Regions from separate parts of the Homo sapiens genome. Here regions 1 and 2 are each linked to region 3. Evidence: chromatin loops called from intact Hi-C (ENCODE). Cell type or tissue: PC-9. All regions are shown on one strand. Links, peaks and the distances in the headings refer to the core of each region. The heading gives the core; the rest is flanking DNA. Region 1 overlaps POMT2 (protein O-mannosyltransferase 2). Region 2 has its middle 9.1 kb from the start of ZDHHC22. Region 3 holds the start of ALKBH1 (alkB homolog 1, histone H2A dioxygenase).

Evidence for each region. Hi-C counts contacts between places; a loop is a spot of excess contacts. Peaks named below come from ENCODE experiments on the same cell type or tissue, not always from the same donor. Only the 100,000 strongest peaks of a DNase experiment are listed, where the experiment ranks them.
Region 1: a loop joins it to region 3, with 4 times the contacts of the local background. A loop is called at or near these places in 4 of 110 quality-filtered maps.
Region 2: it touches region 3 in a loop (3-fold over the local background); 2 of 110 quality-filtered maps call a loop at or near these places.

Annotation. Positions count from the first base shown.
Region 1 is chr14:77,297,520-77,303,794 of GRCh38, forward strand. It overlaps POMT2 (protein O-mannosyltransferase 2), which reads right to left. Exons shown (of 21, transcript NM_013382.7): 5 at 5,316-5,424; 6 at 3,571-3,730; 7 at 1,936-2,042; 8 at 1,170-1,252. Among named protein-coding and RNA genes, the nearest start is that of POMT2, 20 kb to the right of the region's middle. RefSeq lists a silencer at 3,673-3,732 and enhancers at 5,479-5,980, 5,981-6,275. In PC-9, for the core only: CTCF peaks have their summits at 3,720 (motif pointing right), 3,919 and 5,815; a DNase peak (open chromatin) is centred at 5,572; H3K4me3 peaks cover 185 bases; H3K27ac peaks cover 756 bases.
Region 2 is chr14:77,147,801-77,154,075 of GRCh38, forward strand. No RefSeq gene overlaps it. Among named protein-coding and RNA genes, the nearest start is that of ZDHHC22, 9.1 kb to the left of the region's middle. In PC-9, for the core only: CTCF peaks have their summits at 3,712 (motif pointing left) and 4,557 (motif pointing right); a DNase peak (open chromatin) is centred at 4,571; H3K27me3 peaks cover 1,304 bases.
Region 3 is chr14:77,704,285-77,710,559 of GRCh38, forward strand. ALKBH1 (alkB homolog 1, histone H2A dioxygenase) reads right to left here and starts at 3,739. Exons shown (of 6, transcript NM_006020.3): 1 at 3,538-3,739; 2 at 85-193. The coding sequence starts at 3,720. SLIRP (SRA stem-loop interacting RNA binding protein) reads left to right here and starts at 3,819. Exons shown (of 4, transcript NM_031210.6): 1 at 3,819-3,924. The coding sequence starts at 3,828. RefSeq lists an enhancer at 3,373-3,702. In PC-9, for the core only: CTCF peaks have their summits at 3,249 and 3,448; DNase peaks (open chromatin) are centred at 3,267 and 3,777; H3K4me3 peaks cover 3,629 bases; H3K27ac peaks cover 1,674 bases.

The DNA of each region.
Region 1 (6,275 bases), core at 871-5,870, 410 kb before region 3:
CGCGTGGAATTCAGTATCTGCCCTTCCAACCCAACTTCTTCTCCTGCTTCCCTATTTCTCATTCTTCCCAGTCTGGGAGAGTCCGCTGTATTTTAGGCACTGTGCAAAGTCCTGGAAAGACTAAAATGAGTAAGATGCAGTCTCTGCCTCCAGGAAGCAATCACCTGCACTCAAGTCCTTAGTGACATCTTTCTTCCTCTCTTGCTGTGTCCAGATCTCCCTTGTATATGCCCATTTGCCTTACCCTGTGGCTGCCCCACCATACCCAGCTCAGGTTCCTGCAATAGCTTCCCAGAGGGTTTCTCTTGCCTACAATCCTGTCCCCTCCCCAGCCAGCCTCGACTCTCCCACCCATGTCATCTCCCTATAGCACAGCCTTCCTGGCCTCCTGGCTGCTCAAAGACCTCCACTAGGTCTCCACGGCCTGTTTTAGGAAGTCAAATACCTCATCCAGACACCTCAAACCCTCATAGTCTGGGCCCAACCTAACTTTTCACATTTATCTTCCAGTAGTTTTCTGCATATACCTGTGCCTCAAGTTTTACTCTGTCCTCAGCTTTGATCATGTCATCCCTCCTGCCTGAGATGCCCTCTCCTCTGTTGAAAGCCACACATTCTTCCAGGGCCTGACTCCAAGGCAACCCACATCACGAACCTCTGATGCCCTTAACCGCCCAGCAGCCATGCTCCTTCACGCCTGTCAATCCCCAGAGCTGTGCTCCCTCTTTACGTACTTAACGCTTCCAGCCACACCGTGTGGAGCTCCTCTACACCAGGCTCCATCTCTGGAGGGTGAGCACGCGCTCCACTACCATCTGTCATAGATGAACGAATGCAACACTCAGAAAGCGGTGCGGGAAACCAAAAACTGGCTCTGAAGGGCCTGGTGCTGTCACCATATTCTCTCTGAGTGACCTTCCCACAGAGCTGGCTTGGAGAGCCACCAAGGAGAAGTCATTCTTTAGGGTCAGAGAGCTTGCTGCTCAGGATGTCTTCCTCTCCTCTGTCCTGATTCACTCTCGAGTATTTTCACCAGATCTATCTGGGTCTTTCTCCCACCGTGCCATCACAGGCTAAAATAACCCAAAGCCATCATATTTGTCTTTTCCAATTCAACTCCCAGGACACCCCTCTGCCTTCTACCTTTGTAATGGCCCAGAGACACTCACGTTCAGGGATGGAAGCATTGTGCAGGTTGTTCCCTGAAAGCCGGGCCTGGAAGGCAGAACTGAAGAAACCGTCACCAGGGCCACTGTGGGGAGAGGAAGAGCAGAAGAGAGTCAAGTTAAAGGAGTGAAAGTGTGATTTCCCAGGAGCGCTGGGAAGAGCTCTGCTCAGATAGTTTAAGGAAAGTAGAATCAGATCATGGGACAGAGGTGGGTGATGGAGTTGGAGAAACTGGGGTCCAAATCCCAACTCAGCCACTTACTAGCTGTGCGACCTTGGGCAAGATAACCTTGTTTAGCCTTAGTTCCTCATTTATAAACTAGAGATTTAAAGAAACCAAGAGAAGTCACAAGTGATTCTGATTAAATGAGATAATGTGTACAAAATGCGGAACACAGTTCCTGATTCTCAGTAGCTACTCATTAAGTGGGAGCTGTTGCCGCCGGAGTTACTGTTATTGTTACACTCACTCCTACTGCACATCTTATTGTGGCCTATCCTTGCTAAGTACAGGGGACTCTGTTTAGAGATAAGGGACAATTTGGCTATAACGAAAATAGCTTCTTCCTTCAGGTTAGGGTGCTGGCCTTTCTGAGCCCTTAGCATATACCCAAAGGATAGAACATAGCAGGAAAGAAACAGGAAAAAGCCCCTGGGGTCCCTCACCTATCATTTTAACCACAGACCCAGAAAATCATCCGACCCCTCCACAGGCTTAGGAGCAAAAGGAAAACCAGAAGCAAGATGCTGCAAAGGCTCTGTCTGTACCTTTTACTCAGCACCATGAAGTGAACAGCAAAGGTGGCTGTATAGAGAGCCAGGGGCAGCACTATGAGGCACAGGACACGAGCAGTCAGGTGTTTTCCCACAGTCACCTGCAAACAGAGGCCAGCGTGGGGTGCTAGGCATGTGAGACCTCATTATTCCTTAGGCACTATGCATGCATTATATATAGCTTTTAATATATCAGTCATAATCATAAAAAATGGCCAAGAGGAGAGAGAAGAATATGTGGAAACCCTAAGCCTTTCTGTAACACCCACCACCCAAGCACTACACAAGATAAACATGGGCCAGCCCTCTGCTACCTCTCCAGGCTCTACACCCAAAACCCCAGGATGTTACTGTGCCAAGGACAAGGCACCTGCATCTGCAACACAGTTGCTCACCAGTCCGCTCCATGTTCCAGGTACACTAACCTCCTTGAACTTTCCCAGTGCTTCCTCTACTGTCCCAGCCCAACCCATCACATGGCTAATGGCTCCTTATCTTAACTTCGCGGCTTCCTTCCAGAGGCCTTCCTGGATTGCCTGGGACTGGCCGAGTGCCCTTTTCTGTGCTCTCCCAGCACTCCTGGCTGACTGTAACTGCCTGCTTCCTTATTTCTCTCTCTCCATTGACCACAGAGGGTGGGGACCATATTATATTCATCTGTATATTCCAGCACCTCACACACAGTGGCTGGATGATCTTTACACATTTTCTGAATAAATGAATGAATGAATGAATAAACTTGTTAGGAGCTGGTTTGGAGGTGATGGAGCAGCACCACAGCAGAGTGATGGCCTGGGGCCAACCTAACCTGGTTGTGACTCCTAGATACACCTCTCACTCCCCGATGGCCTCGGGGAAGTCATTACCTCTGTAGGTTTTGATTTCCTCATTTGAAAATCAGGGTAATAACTCCCTACCTCATAGGACTATTATGAGGGGTAAATGAGATAATGAAGGTAAAGCGTTTCGCATAGTGCCTGGCATAGAATCAGCCCTTAATAAATAATAAACTGTAAAGGCCCTTACTGGCCTCCAAATATGGAGACCGTGGGTCAGGAAATGAAAATTGTGAGTTCAGACCGGGCTCGGTGGCTCATGCCTGTAATCCCCGCACTTTGGGAGGCCAAGGCGGGCGGATCACTTGAGGTCAGGGGTTTGAGAACAATCTGGCCAACATGGTAGAACCGCATCTCTACTAAAACTACAAAAATTAGCTGGGCATGGTGGTATGTGCCTGTAATCCCAGCTACTTGGGAGGCTGAGGCAAAAGAATCACTCGTACCCAGGAGGCGGAAGTTGCAGTGAGCCAAGATCGGCCCACTGCACTCCAGCCTGGGTAACAGAGTGAAACTCTATCTCAAAAAAAAAAAAAAGACAGACATTATAAAACAAATGCAAAAAGAGACTTCCAAGAATGTTAATCTATCCTCTCCCTTGAACCCTATCCAGTCCTCAGCCGGGCCCACTCCCTGATGTCCTGCTGTCTGCGGAGGTTGGGGGGTCCAGCCCACCTGGGACCCAGAACACAGCCACTCTGCCACCTGCAGTAGAGACAGAGAAGGCCACCAGCTCCTACTCAGCAACATCAGGGAGCAAAAACATTTCCACAGCAAACCCTTGGGTGCTCACCAATGAAAGACTGAGGTCTCCGAACAGGTACCAAAGGTCTGCAATGGTGTTCAGCCCCACTTGAAGGATGATAAAGAGGCCAACAAACTTGACCCCTAAAGCACCAGCAAGACTAACGCCAGTCAGGCTGAGCCAGAACCACCAGGGGGCAGAGAAGGGCCTGAAAATCAACAAGACGGAGTTCAATTTGGCAGCTGGAACCAAAGCCAAACGCAAGCGCAGCAGGGGACAGGGCAGTTCTCAGACTTGGAGCGGCTGTGCTGTGCCCTGTCTTGGGGGCTCTTAGCCTCAAGGGACCATGGCGTGGCTCCATGGAGGAGGCGGCCTGTGAAACCCCTGGAACGGCAGGAAAAGCACTGTCTGAGGGCGCAGGGTATTCTTCAGGGGAGAGTGTCCATAGTGCTCCTGGCTAAGTACAGGGCTCAGGGTAAGTGGGGGCTCCTTCTTCACAAGTGACCAGTCAGGCAGGAGTAAAAGGAGAATCCTTAGGTGCCCCTGGACTCAGGCAGCCCTCTCCTTTGTGTCACCTCTGCCCTTGTCGAAGGCAGCATTTACCGAGTGCTTACTATGTATGCGTCACGCATCATTCCAAGTACGATGCATATATTAACTCTTCTAGCCGTCACTACAGCACACAGAGGATCCTGTCACTAGGTCCTCTTTTTGCACAGGAGGAAATCAAGATACAGAGAGGTGGAGTAATACAGCTAGCAGGCAGTGGGGCACAGTTTTAACCCAGGCAATTGGGTCAATGTTAGTGCTCTTAACCATTTTGCTATTCGTATAGCACCTAGTACTCTACACTATGATTCTCTGGCTCTCTGGCTGCCTCCTCTGCCAGAGTGAATATTCCTTAACAGCCAAGCCCAACAGAGCTCAGTACCTCCAGCTCCCCGCATAGTACCTGGTACACAGTATGTACTCAAGAAATGGTAGATGGAAGTGGATGTGGCATAAGCACAACAACCAAAGCCAGAGTGGGCTGAGAGTCACTGATCAGGTTTGATTAGCACAATGGAGCTTAATGAGCCTGGCTGTGCAAAGTTAACTTCCAGAAAAGCCTACGAGGGGCCAACTCTTCTGGTTTGAATAGAATGAATGACTTATTCTACTTTCTCAGAAGTAGAAGGATGATCTGGAAAAGACTATTCTGCAAGTAGACCGGACCCTCCAAGTCAGCTTTAGAACTGACCAGGACCTGGAAGGATCCTCTTGGCTGGTATGGACCATTCAAGCCAACCTTTACATATGCTATTCCCATCATTAGGTCAGGACTGGATGCAACCACTGACGAAAGGGAGATAGTTTCCAGGCAGCATCTACCCTGGTGCCCTCCCTTCTAGGACAGAGTATGTGAAGGACAGCCCTGTCCCGGGATTTCCTAACCAGCACTGGTTACAAGAGGTGGGTGGGGAAAGTATTAGGACCCCCCATGATATCCCAAAACCCCTACCCAATTGTACTCCATTGTAAACATGATAATAATAATACGCTTGAAAAAGACAACTGACATTTTCTCGGTCTTGAATATGGCAAAAATAAAATCACCTGTAGAAAACTTTTTAAAATCTATTTTTATGATCTAAAATGGACAATCTAAGTTAAAAAAACAAACAAAAAGTATGCTTGCCTTAAAATCAGCTTCAAGACAAGTCTCTGGGCACCCGCCCTGGCCCTGGCCATTACAGAAATTTTGGAGTTGCCACAGCTTCCAACCCTCCCCTCCCGGGGATGGAGTTTCTGACCTGTCGGCGCAAGAGTTGTACTTGACCATGCTCAGCATGGCAGCCATGATGAAGAACATCAGGATGGGGTCAAGGAGGATGTACTGGGACAGAGTGAGGCATCCCGTGTCTGAAAAACATGAGCTCGCTGGTGAAAAAGCGAGGTAAGAGAAGGGCCCCCTGAAAACCAAGCACCCCAGTAGTAGGAAACAGTCCCTCTTGCCACTTAATTGAGTGTAAGCACTTGTGCAGTCAGGACTAGAGTCAACACTGAGTCATCAGGGAGGTAGAAGGCCACAGCTCTGGGAGACATCAAAGCCCAATGACAAGAAGCAGTAACTCACACTGCCTCTAGGCCCTCAACCCAAGAGAGGATCATGTCATTCGCTCCCTCAGACCAGCCCTGAGACAAGGTGTCATCCTCATTTCCACCATCAAAAAGGGAGTCCTACCACTCTGCTCATGTAACCGCAAACTATCTACACCTATGATAGAATCTTATCATTTTACATGAAGTCTCTCTTGGGGGTCGATTCTCCAGACAGATGGCAGAGTGATGTTTTTTAATTTAAATCCTTAAATCTCATTATGTCATGCCCCTGCTTAAACCCTCCAATGTCTTCCAACCTCACTCAAAGTAAAAAGTTCTCATGACAACTGCCAGAGTCTGTGCGGTCTCCCTACCCATCTAACCTCATCTCCCAACACCCTCTGCCTCACTCACTCTGCCCTTTCCACGCCAGCCTTCTTACTGTGATTTGAACCCACAGAGGTCCACACCAGAACTACAGTACATGCACTTCCCTCTGCCTGAATGCTCTTCCCTCAGATCCCTGCAGGGCCTGATCCTTTGTCTCACTCAGGTCTCTGCTCAAAGCTCCCCTCTCAGAAGCTCTTTCCTGACTATCCTGTCTAAAATAGTACTGATCTCCATTATTCCATCCCTTACACTGCTTTATTTTCTACACTGCACTTGTGGCT
Region 2 (6,275 bases), core at 679-5,678, 560 kb before region 3:
TATCTGGGAATACAGGCATGCGCCACCATGCCTGGCTGATTTTTGTATTTTTAGTAGAGACGGGGTTTCACCATGTTGGCCAGGCTGGTCTCGAACTCCTGGCCTCAAGTGATCCAACTGCCTTGGCCTCCCAAAGCGCCGGGATTACAGGCGTAAGCCACCACGCCCAGCATTTTTTTTTTTTTTTTTTTTTTTTGAGACAGGATCTCACTCTGTCACCCAGGCTGGAGTACAATGGTGTGATCATAGCTCACTGCAGCCTCAACCTCCTGGGCTCAAGCAGTCCTCCAGCCTCAGCCTCCAGAGTAGCTGGACTACAGATGTGCACTACCACACCCAGCTGATTTTTTTTTCAATTTCTTCTAGAGACGGGGTGGGGCAGATGCGGGGGGAGGGGGGTCTCACTATGTTGCCCAGGCTGGTCTCAAACTCCTGGCCTCAAGCAATACTCCTGCCTCAGCCTCCCAAAATGCTTGTATCACAGATACTGCATCCAACCACATCCCCGCCACCACCCCCCCCCCTTTTTTTTTTTTTTTTGAGACAGAGTCTCATTCTGTTACCCAGGCTGGAGTGCAGTCATGCAATCTGGGCTCACTGCAACCTCCACTTCCCAGGTTTAAGCGATTCTCCTGCCTCAGCCTCCTGAGTAGCAGGGATTACAGGCACACGCCACTATGCCTGGCTAATTTTTGTATTTTTAATAGAGATGGCGTTTCACCATGTTGGTCAGGCTGGTTTTGAACACCTGACCTTGTGATCCGCCTGCCTTGGCCTCCCAAAGTGCTGGGATTACAGGCGCGAGCCACTGCACCCGGCCTACACAGACCCTACTTTTTAAGGACATTTCCTGGAAGTCGCACACATTACATGCACTTACCTCTCTCATTGGCCAGAACTTGGTCACATGGCCACACCTAGTACTGGTCAGTATGTAACCAGCTAAGATTTGTGAGTTGTATTGAGAAAGAAGAGGAGGGAAATGGATTTGGGGGATGACTTGCAGCTTTTTCTTCTACTGTGAAAAAGTTTAGACATGCAATTTATCCATTCCCTGGGCCTCAAGACTGAAGATGGATTTTTCTGGGACTTCTAGCCTCTGAGATTCCAGTTTGTCATTGGTCAAATGGGGCTATTGCTCGCTGCCCTTTTCTGCCCTCCACCTGATCTTTGCCTTCCTCTTGGCACGTTTCCTTCTCCTCACAGAACAGGTGCAGGAAAGGCAGCTGCAGCCTGCCAAAGCCTTGGCCCTCAGATGAACATGGATGGTGAGGGCTGGAGGTGGCTATGATCAGTGTCCCAGGCCATCTGGCTGCTTCAATAAGCTCAAAATCTGGCCCAAGATGAAAGAGAAGGGGAGACAGAAAAGATGCACTTTAAATATTTTTTACTCTTAAAAACCATATGAGTAATATGTTTTGTAAGAAAATACAAAATTTTTTAAAATTAAAAGCAAAACAAAATCTTTTCATCTTAAGCCCTGAGCTAATTATCATGAACATCTTGTACGTGTCTCACAATCTTTCATCTACTCAAATTTTTTTCCCCTTAATTACAAATTTGAGCTCACATCTTCATTATCTTTTATAATCAGCTTTTAAAATTCAGCATTAACAAGACAATCCTTCCATGTTGATAAATACATTTCCCCGGCGTAATTTTTAATGGACAGCGAGTATGTCCCTCTTACAGAAGTGACACAATTTAATAGGGGTGCACCAAAATTTGGCTTTGATCTTAGTATCAAATTTTGCTCTAGAGCTTCATCTTCAACTTTGGCCCCTGAAAGGCTGAATTGCCAAGTTCAGACTTAAGCATCATTTCTGGGTTTCCTAGACTGGGGCATGATCCATGATCCTGTGGCTGTGTTACATGGACTTTGCATGCAATAAGCGTAACAACCTGTTATACAGGCATATCATTTGGATGTACTGTGATAAACACTTTTAAATATGGATGACCTTCTATGTGTAAATTGTAATGAATATATTCTTTCGTGCTCTATGTGTTGAAATTCTATCAATGTATAAATGTACGTTTATTATTGCAAGAGTAAAATGCTGTAATCATTTATGATTGTAAACATTGTCCCTTTTATGTACGGAAATAATTATTGAGAGCTTTTAAGTATTCAGATTTAGAAGGAAACACATAGCTAATACAAATTTTGAAAAATATGTCAGCTAGATACTTTTAAAAGATACTTTTTAAAGACTTGAAAACATTTTTAAATTTTTTTAGAGACAGGGTCTCACTCTGTCACCCCTAGGCTAAAGTACAGTGGCACTATCATAGCTCACTGAAGCCTAGAACTCCTGGGTTCAAGGAATCCTCCTGCCTCAGCCTCCCAAGTAGCTGGTATTACAGTCTTCAGTCACTACATCTGGCTTAAAGATACATTTTGAGGCAACAACAACAAAAAAATTAAAATAATAATATGAAGGAGAATAATATGGATTAGATTATATCAGAGTTCTAATCTGTGTAGAATTGTTTGGGATACTAATATTCATGGCACTAAACAAAATAACCTTTTAAAACTGTATTCCATTTTTAGTTACTTTATTCTATGTAAGCCATGAATCTTTTTTTAAGCCCTATTTGTAACTCTTTATATCTTATAAAGATAAAATAAAAACAGAATCTCAGCTTAACCAACCTCATAATTTCATAAATAGGGAAACCTCCAAAATCACATATATTAATAACAATATCTATGGTAAATTATATTTAACTCAGTATGGAATATAAAGAATATGAAAAAAAGAAAAACTATTATCGTTATTATTATTTGAGACGGAGTCTCTCTCTGCTGGAGGGCAGTGGCATGATCTCGGCTCACTGCAACCTTTGCCTCCCGGGTTCAAGCGATTTTCTTGCCCCAGCCTCCCAAGTAGCTGGGACTATAGGTGCCCACCACCACGCCCAGCTAATTTTTTGTATTTTTAGTAGAGATGGGGTTTCGCCATGTTGCCCAGGCTGGTCTTGAACTCCTGCCTTCAGGTGATCCACCCACCTCGGCCTCCCAGAGTGCCGGAATTACAGGCGTGAGCCACCGCGCCTGGCCAAGAAAAAATTATTAGAACAAGTGAGGCATCACACTCCTCTGCCATTCAGTCAAAAGTAAGCACCAATTTATTAACACAAACATTACATAATACATGATACAGGAGCAATCTCGCTACTGCTAGCACTAAGAAAATGTTGTTCTTGCACTATAACATTAAACTGTTAAATACTGACAGTGAAATGCACCAATAAGGAAACTGTCATCACAGAGAATCTCTGATAAAATTTTAGATGTACTCCTTTATCAAAGGCATTGGCTTGGGCTTCGGCTGAATACGGATTGTAACAATTGACCATCTGGTGTTCAGCCAAAATGTGTGTTGAGTGCATCTCTAACTTTAGATTATTTCCAATTTCTCACTATTATTAGCAACATTGCAATGAACGTCCTAACACAAACAACTCTATGGGACCCTGTGATTATTTCCTTGGCTGAATTCCAAGAAGTGGAATGGCTGGGTCAAAAGGATCCCTATTGCCAAACCATCCTCCAGAAAGTTTGTGCCAGCTTCCTTCCCACTTAAGGAGTGAGGGGCTTGTAACCTGCCTTCTCACCAGCTCCGGGACCTGCTTTTCCAATCCCCCACAGAGGCTGGGAGTTGGATGGTAGAGAATGGCATCCTTCAGCCAGCCCCAGACGCCCCCTGGAGCCCACGATTGCAATTGTAGCTATAATTTATTTTGTGTTTACCTCGTTTCTGGCATTGTGGTAGACCTTTTCTTCCTGCATTTCAATCCCCTCAATTATGGTTCAAAGTAAATATGGCTGGCTTCATCTTATAGATGAGAAAACTGAAACTCAAAGGGTTGGACGGCCCTGCTTTTAGCCCTAATGGAAATCTCCAGGGGCCTGTTCAAGCAACAGTCTGCAACCCTATTCCTGCAGGTAAATGAAACCTGCAAGGTCCAATCCCCACGACCCCAACTGTTCAGCCCCTCTTGGGATCAGGGATCCCTGCGCCCTCCCAGCCAGCACAGTTTCTAGCCAGGGCCTAAAGGTGGAAAAGAAGGTGACCACCCGGTGGGCTCAGCTCTGTGCTGTACATTGTCTCATGTAGGTCTCAAATGGCCAGGAGAGATACCTTTATCTTATATGAAAGGAGACAGTGGCTCAGGAAAATATCCAAGAGCTCGCAGCTAGGAAATGGCAGGAATGCAGATAAGGACCTGAACCAGAGGACACACTCAGGGCATGTTCATAGAGTGGATGGAAGGATGAATAGATTCTACAGGGCCCTAGATGGTGAAACTACAGGAGCTAGACTACCACAGACCCTCTGTGTAAACCAGGTACTCCCAGGTGGGAAAGAAGAGGGCAGGATTTGAGCCACCCTGGTGGCAAGGGTCCTCTCTTTTTTCATTCTTTCAGGCAAGAGAAGTTGCATCTAGGGCTGCCTTGTACAGTTGTTCAGGTTCTACACTTTACAATTCCAGGGACCTCATTTTCACACATGTATATTTGGATAATTATTATAATAATTTTCCAGTAGATGGCAGTAAAGTATCTTGAGTTAAGGACACCCCTTTTCTGTACAAATATACTGTTTGGGCTATTTGCAGTGCTGGGTGCATCTCTCTACCAGCCCTCCAAACTGCTGAGAGGTTGCCTGACACCCTTTCCCTCCCTTGTCTCACCCCTTCATCGATTGCCTCAGAGTCTCAGAGTTGGGCTGGGGAGTTCAGAGGAGAGTGGCATTAGCACCAGAAAGCCCCAGCTGCATCCTTTATTCCAACAAAGGTGATGTTTGTAATGGGAAATCCTGGGTTCAAGACCCAGCTCCTGCATTTTTTTTTTTTTGAGACAGTTTCACTCTTGTTGCCCAAGCTGGAGTGCAATGGTGCAATCTCGGCATTGCAACCTTCATCTCCTGAGTTCAAGTGATTCTCCTGCCTCAGCCGAGTAGCTGGGATTACAGGCACATGCCACCACGCCCAACTAATTTTTTTGTATTTTTAGTAGAAATGGGGTTTCACCATATTAGCCAGACTGGTCTTGAATTCCTGACCTCAGGTGATCCGCCCGCCTCGGCCTCCCAAAGTGCTGGGATTACAGGTGTGAGCCACCACGCCCAGCCGCTCCTGCATTTCTTTCGAATGGTCTTATGCAAGTGACCTCAAAGTTCTGGGCCCTACTTTTCCTTTCTGAAAAGAGTGCAGTAATAATCCCTGCCCTTGGGGTTGCAAGGAACAAATGCTATTCTGAACATGACCAAGAATGGCTAGCTATAAAGCACTGCATCCATGAGTGTCCTCCTTACCCAGAGAGGATATGCTGCATTATTGTGGGAAGGGTGTGCCACAGACCACGTGGTGCTGCCTTGTCACAACACTCCCCCGAGTCACCTTCCCATAAGGGATCTCTCTCCTGGCTCTCCGCTGCTACTCTATCCCAAGGGGTTACTTTGACCTCTTCAGCCTCTGATCCAAGCTCCTTAGTATAGTTCATCCATTAGCCAGTCAATACATACTAGTAAGCATTTACTATGTGCTGGGGTCTATACTAATCTCTAGCCTCAAGTTGCTTACAGTCCCATGGGGGCAAAAAGTTAGTGTAGTTGCCATCTTGTTTCTTGTTTCTTGATAAAGCTAGGCTTTATCCCATTCCTCTGGGACCCCGGGGGAGAAAGAGACCTTACCCAGTTCCTGCCTTCCTAGTTCCTAGGACATTTAATGACTGGACACTATCCTTGGCCCCCACCATTGCAGCTCACTCCAAGTTGTAGAAGAGAAGCTCAGCTGGGCTCTTTTCTGCCTGTCTCATATGGGTCAGGGAAGCCTAGAACAAACTTGCTATGGATTTCACTTACAATTTGACACAGCTGTGAAGAAACAAGAAATCCAAAGTAGCAGTGGCTTAAATGAGCTAGACCTGCAGTTCCTTCTAATGTAAATGAAGTTCAGAGGCAGGCATTCCAGAGCTAATGTGGCCACTCTACAGTGCCAGGAGGGACCCAGGCTCTTTCCAGTTCCCTGTTCGGTCATCCCTCAGATGTGGTCTTCATCTTCACGATGGAGGTGTTAGCCCAGGGCTGGCAAAGTCCTTCATCACATCAGGGCCCAGGCTCCTTTTCTATCATTTCCTCCTCAATTCTTAGTACGCAGCCTCTACCTCATGGCCCAAAATAGCTTCTCATGCTCCAGCCATTGATTCAACATCCATCAGCAGGAAGTAGGAAAAAAAGTATGAGCAAGGGCATACCTTCTTT
Region 3 (6,275 bases), core at 671-5,670:
TGCTCACACACAGTACCTTCTTTGAAGACATGAAGACATAAATGATTGAGTGATATTGCCTTCTCTGAGGTCAGTTACACTCACCAGGATAGCCTTTGAGTCCATAGGCTTGCCACTTGCTGACGGGCTGAAGACCTGCTCTATATGCATTCTGCTCACTGACAGAAGACACATTTAGCTGAGATTTGATCACCTGGCAGGAAGGAAACAGAAGTTAAAGGACTAAATCTATTTTGCAGGTCAACCCCGGGAACCTCAAACCTCCAAACACATTTCTTGTATGAGGCAAAGCTAGGATTCTTGTTTAAGATACAGAACCTTGCTCTATTGCTCAGGCGAGTGCAGAGGCATGATCATAGTTCACTGCAGCCTCAAGCTCCTGAACTCAAGTGATCCTCCTGTGTTGGCCTCCCAAAGCAATGGGATTAGAGGTATATGCCACTGTGCCTGGCCAAAGCAAGGAGTATTAACTCTGGGGTTAATCTTAGCTGTACTGCTTACTTGATCTGGGCATTTTAGATGAGTCATTTAATGTCTTAGAGCCTCAGTTTCTCATCTATATAGTAACAGTAGAGTCACCCAAAATTAAGGCAAAATGGTAATAAGAAAACTTAAGCAGGCTAATTTTGGCTTTCAAAACTACTTTTTCCTATGACATCATACCTTTCCAACTTCTTATGGGGCTGAATCATGAAAGGTGCTTGGTGTACTGAAATATCTTGAGTCACAAAGCTATTTACTTCAGTTAGGGCTAACAGTAATGCTTTTGAGACACTTGTATAGAGTTGGTATTTAAACAGAGCTATAAGGAACACCAAGCTGGACAGGGTGAGAAAATGAAAAGAGAAGGCCGGTCGCAGTGGCTCACGCCTGTAATCCCAGCACTTTGGGAGGCTGAGGCAGGCGGATCACGAGGTCAGGAGTCCGAGACCAACCTGGCCAACATGGTGAAACCCCGTCTCTACTAAAAATACAAAAATTAGTTGGGTGTAGTGGCGGGCGCCTGAAATCCCAGCTACGAGAGGCTGGGGCACCAGAATTGCTTCAACCTGGGAGGTGAAAGTTGCAGTGAGCTGAGATTGTGCCACTGTACTCCAGCCTAGGAACAGAGCAAGACTCCGTCTAAGAAAAAAAAAAAAAAAAAAAAAGAGAATGAAAAGAGAGTGCTGTAAACAGACAGAAAAAATGTTGCAGTGAGACACTGGGAATCCTGTCTGCTAAAAGTAAAAGCTAAAAAATCCTGTTTGCCCTCTTCTAGATGAAATGTCCAACTGACGCTACAACTTCTGCTTCTGTTAATTACTTAGAAATGAATTTAGTATTTCAGGGGCTGAAGTTTTCTTTGTATGTGAGTATCTAATGGATGGCTCATTACATTGGTTAAGAGACCCACTATGCAGTCATTGAAGTCAAAACATTAAAGGAAAAAACCTTTATTCTTCCCTGAATAGTAAACCTAGGGTCTGCCTTGCCTTAAAATATATGAAACAGGCCGAGCGGTGGCTCACACCTGTAATTCCAACACTTTGGGAAGCCAAGGCAGGTAGATCACCTGAGGTCAGGAGTTTGGGTCCAGACTGGCCAACATGGCGAAACCCCGTCTCTACTAAAAATACAAAAATTAGCCAGGCATGGTGGCGCGTGCCTGTAGTCCCAGCTACTTGGGAGGCTGAAGCAGAAGAATCATTTGAACCTAGGAGATGGAGGTTGCAGTGAGCCAAGATCACGCCACTGCACTTCAGCCTGGGTGACACAGTGAGACGCTGTCTCAGTAAAAAAAAGTATATATATTATATATACACACACATATATACACACACACATATATATATATATGAAACATTCTCTTTGAAAGAGAATGATCTTTTATCTTATCAACTTCTCCAAGTGTGGAGATTCCTGGACAAAATACCAAAAGTTTGCTGATGTATAACCAGTCTCTATAATAAAAGGGCTATATGAAACCCTCTGACAGTACTATCAGCTGAGTTTTCCAGGTACCTAGGCACTGGTAAAACACTTTTAAGCATTTTGTCATGATTTCTTTAATAGGCCATACTTAATACTGCACTATAATTCAACACACTCTCAGAGGTGATGTTAGTGGACCTATTCTATCATATGCTAAACTGAACGACACCACTGAGCTTTTATAAAAGGTTTTCTCTTTCCTCCCTTGCCAGACTGTTAACCACCACTTTCCCCACCAGTCTCATCAGCTGGCTTGTAATAGTAACTTCTCTTAATTACTACTTTAATCTGCTTTGAGCTGAGGAACTAAACACCCAAGCTTTCATGTACTCAACACATACTGTACTTAGTACTGTTTTAGGTCCTGTACTAGACACATAATGGCTCATTCCCTGATGGCTGACATTCTAAAAAGCATGTACATATTATGGTAAAATGTAGGTAAAAGGAGCTGAATGAGAGTCTGAAGCGCTCTGGAGAGAAAAAGTATATTATTATTGGGGTGTGGACTTTCTGTATTTTGACAACTCTAAGACCACTTTTTTTCCCTAACAAATGAAGGTGCTGAAAAGCTGAGCTCAAGTATGCAATCATTAACACTTAATACTGTAGCATCCCAATTTTATCAGAGCTGTTAGGAAGCTTGGAAAGAATGCCTCATCTAGACATCTGTGGACAACACCAAGAGCAAATTAAGGGACTGCATATCCTCAACGTTAAAGTGGATTGTAAAGAAAGAAAATATAAATTGGACTACAGTTTTGGTTCCCCGTTTTCCCTCTTGCCTGTTATGTTCCCTTAAAAAAATAATTTTTAAAAAATCTATTTACTTGAGAACAGGTTATGAGACTGGCTAATTTTTTGTATTTTTGGCGGAAACGGGGGTCTTGCCATGCCCCAGGCTGGTCTCGAACCCCTGGGTTCAAGCGATCCACCCGCCTCGGCCTCCGAAGTGCGGGATTACAGGCTTGAGCCACCGCTCCCGGACTGTGTTCCCCTTCTTAATCTCCATGGGGAAAAGCTGAGAGAGAGAACGGTGCCTGTATTCCATATATACTTGTTTGCCATTTATTTTCAACACGGAGGGATTCTCAGAATCCTTCAATGACCTCCTTCTAAAAGAGCCAGAGGAGAAGACAGGGACTAGTTTTACGCACAGTGGCTTAACAAACAGCGCCGCATCCCTGTCAGTTCTGGGATTCCTCGGGAGTGGTTTTTTTTAAGCTGCAGAAGTCTACCCTACCGTCTACAAAGACGTTCTATGGGGTTTTACAAAAACCCAAACAGAAATGTGAGGAGACAGTTACAGTAAGAAATAAACACGGATTCCCAGGCTCTTTTGACTGAGCGCCCCCGCCAGGAATGGCCGCCTAAAGAAACAGGCATCTCAACGCTTTATTGCTAAGTGTGACGGTTAGTGGGGAGTTCGACTCTGCAGCCAAAGGAGGTCAGGAATCGTTCAATAACAATCGGTCTGGAGGTGAAAAGAGGCGAAGAAGACACGTAAGTCCCTCCAAGACGCGGGGCAAAGCGATGGAGAGACGCGCGCCACTCCTCTCTCTGTACCTTTTGGGCACCAGGACCCTTGCCACGGGCTGCGTGGGCCGCCGAGAAGTCGATGACCCCTTCCAGGTCTGCGGTCCCGGGCCGGCTCTGACGGTAGAAGCGGAAAAGTTTCCGAAAGGCGTCCTCCCCGGGCTCAGTCGCCAGAGTCGCCACAGAGCCCACGGCCGCTGCCATCTTCCCCATCTCGCGGCCTATACCCTCTGATCCGGAAGCAGATTCTCTCGTGTTCCGGATCCGGAAATTTTTTCCGGGGCCGCGACCTCGGCTCGAGAAGGTGCTTTAGTCTGAAGATGGCGGCCTCAGCAGCGAGAGGTGCTGCGGCGCTGCGTAGAAGTATCAATCAGCCGGTTGCTTTTGTGAGAAGAATTCCTTGGACTGCGGCGTCGAGTGAGTGATGGAGATGTGGGAGTAGTGGAATTTTTAGGTCCAAGTGATCCTCAAAGCTTCTGCTTTTTGCAGGGTACTTAAGTCAGCGTGGTGGCTGAATTAGGAGACTGCTCCTGAGCATGCAAGTGAGCAGAAAGAAATTTTGTTTGCAGTTAACCGTTTAGGGATGTCCCTTGAGCTTTTGGGGTCACGAATGCACCGGCTCTTGCCTTTAGGAGTGATTTGGTGTAAAGATTTATTACTTGGTAACCAAGATTTACAATTTAGAAGGGATAATTTTGACTGTAGTGTGGAGGATGGATTCAAGGTGGCAAGATTGTAGGCGTGCAGAGGAGCTAAAAGGCAATTTCATTAATTTACTTAAAACGTGAGGACCTGAATTAGGGCGATGGTAGAAGGATGGTGGTCAGATGCATTAATGTTTTAAAAGCAAATTAGATGCCGTTTCGTGATGGCTTAAGTGGGAGAAGTGTACGGAATAAAGGAAAGGGAGAAATGATTTCTGGGTTTTTAGCATTGGTGAATTGTTTGTTTAGAAGTTAGGAGCAGGCCAAGAGAAGATGAGTAAAGTTTGAATGTGTTGACTTTGAGAAACTTGTGAGGTTTCCGTCAGGCAATTGGACAAAGGTTGTATATCATTGTGGCTGAGAAGTGGACTCCGAAGCTAGACCGTTGGGGTTAGAATTCCAACTTGGCCATTTAATCGTTGTTATCACTTGAATAACTGAAGTTAGTATGGGAAAAGGGCTCACAACTGGGCCTCAGTTTACTCATCGATAAAATGGAGTCAATAATACCCAACTCATAGGATTGTTGAGAGGATTGAGTTTATATGCAAACTTCTTAGACTTGTGTTAGATACAGTGTAAGTACTCAGCAAATGATAGTTATTTTCACGGTAACTAAAATTGAAACTTACGGGAGAGGCCTAGTCTACAGATAAAGGTTGGAATAATTAGTTCTGAAATCTTTCACCACCTTCAATTTTTGTCAGCTGCAGTTTTGAGATGAGGTTTTTATATTTGCTTACCAACATGTAAACATTCGTGGTCACTCTTTTTGTAGATATTCATGTTTCAGGTCAACCCCTGGAAACAAAATGGAGCAAGATTTAGTTTCTTCTAAGTTTTTAGTGGCTCAGATGTGAGTAGTAGAATGGGAAATAGGTTGGTTTGTGCCCCGTGTTTTAAACATGTGGTTGGTGAAGACCAAGCCCAGTAAAGTCTCCCGTAGTCCCTGTGAAACTTTATGGAAAGGCTGAGGAGTTTCATTAGCATCTTGCGGATGCAAGTTTCCAGACAATAAAGGGCTAGTTTAAAACCCTTAAAAAGAGTCAGCATTATGTACAGCTTCGAAACAGTTTCTCTTTGTTGTTCCATTGATTCAGCAAATATTTATTTGAGTATCTATTCTGTGGTAGGCATTGTTCTTGGTGCTTGCAGCTGTTTTTCCTTCACCATTTTAGGCAATTTAGGAAGAGGGTTACCTTCCAGAGCTGGTTTGTTTTGAAATCAGTGTCTTCTAGGACTTTAATTATCTGGTATAAAACATATGTTTAACATTATTTTGTTCTCCAGTATCATATTCTGTGAGACCTTGATCTTGCCAGTTGGTTTGACTTAACCATTAGAGCCCTTCAAAATTTAGTCTCTGTGGATTGTTGGAAGGATTAGTGGACTTTTACTTATTCATTTAGCCAATATTGAGGCCCTGCTGTTTATTGGTCACTGTAAACATAGTGGTTTATATGCTGAGGGAGCTTACAATTAGTGGTGGGGATGAAGAGACTTAGAACAAATATAGGCAATTGTTGAACCAGTGAGGTTTTGGTGAACTAGGAGAACTAAATAGATATTATAAAAAGTAAATCAGTGAAGTACAAGCACTGTAGTTCAGAAGAGAAACAGATCGTGTAGTTTTTAGTCTTTAAGATTATATACTCTAAATCTTTGAAGTCTCACAGGGCTGGTACATTGTCTTGTACTGTGATAGGAGCCCAATAAAGTAATACTCAGTGGATGTACTTGGTTTGGGTCTTGAAGGATAGTTATAGTGTTACAAGTTAGCCAGGGGGAGATAGGATTACCAACATATGGAGGGGAGAGAACAACATATGCAAAGAGGGTAACCCGCAGGACAGATAAAGATAATTCAATTAGTTGTACTAGAGAGTAACTAGGGGCTAGCAGTGGGAAATAAGGCAGGAAGGGTAGGTGAGGGCAACTCAACACATTTTACTAAATTGTGAAAGACCAGTAAGTTGGGATTTTATTTGGAAATCTTCAGTATACCGGGAAACACACTGGATTGTAATTTGTCTTTTTCTTCATTGTGATCTGCTCACAGGGATC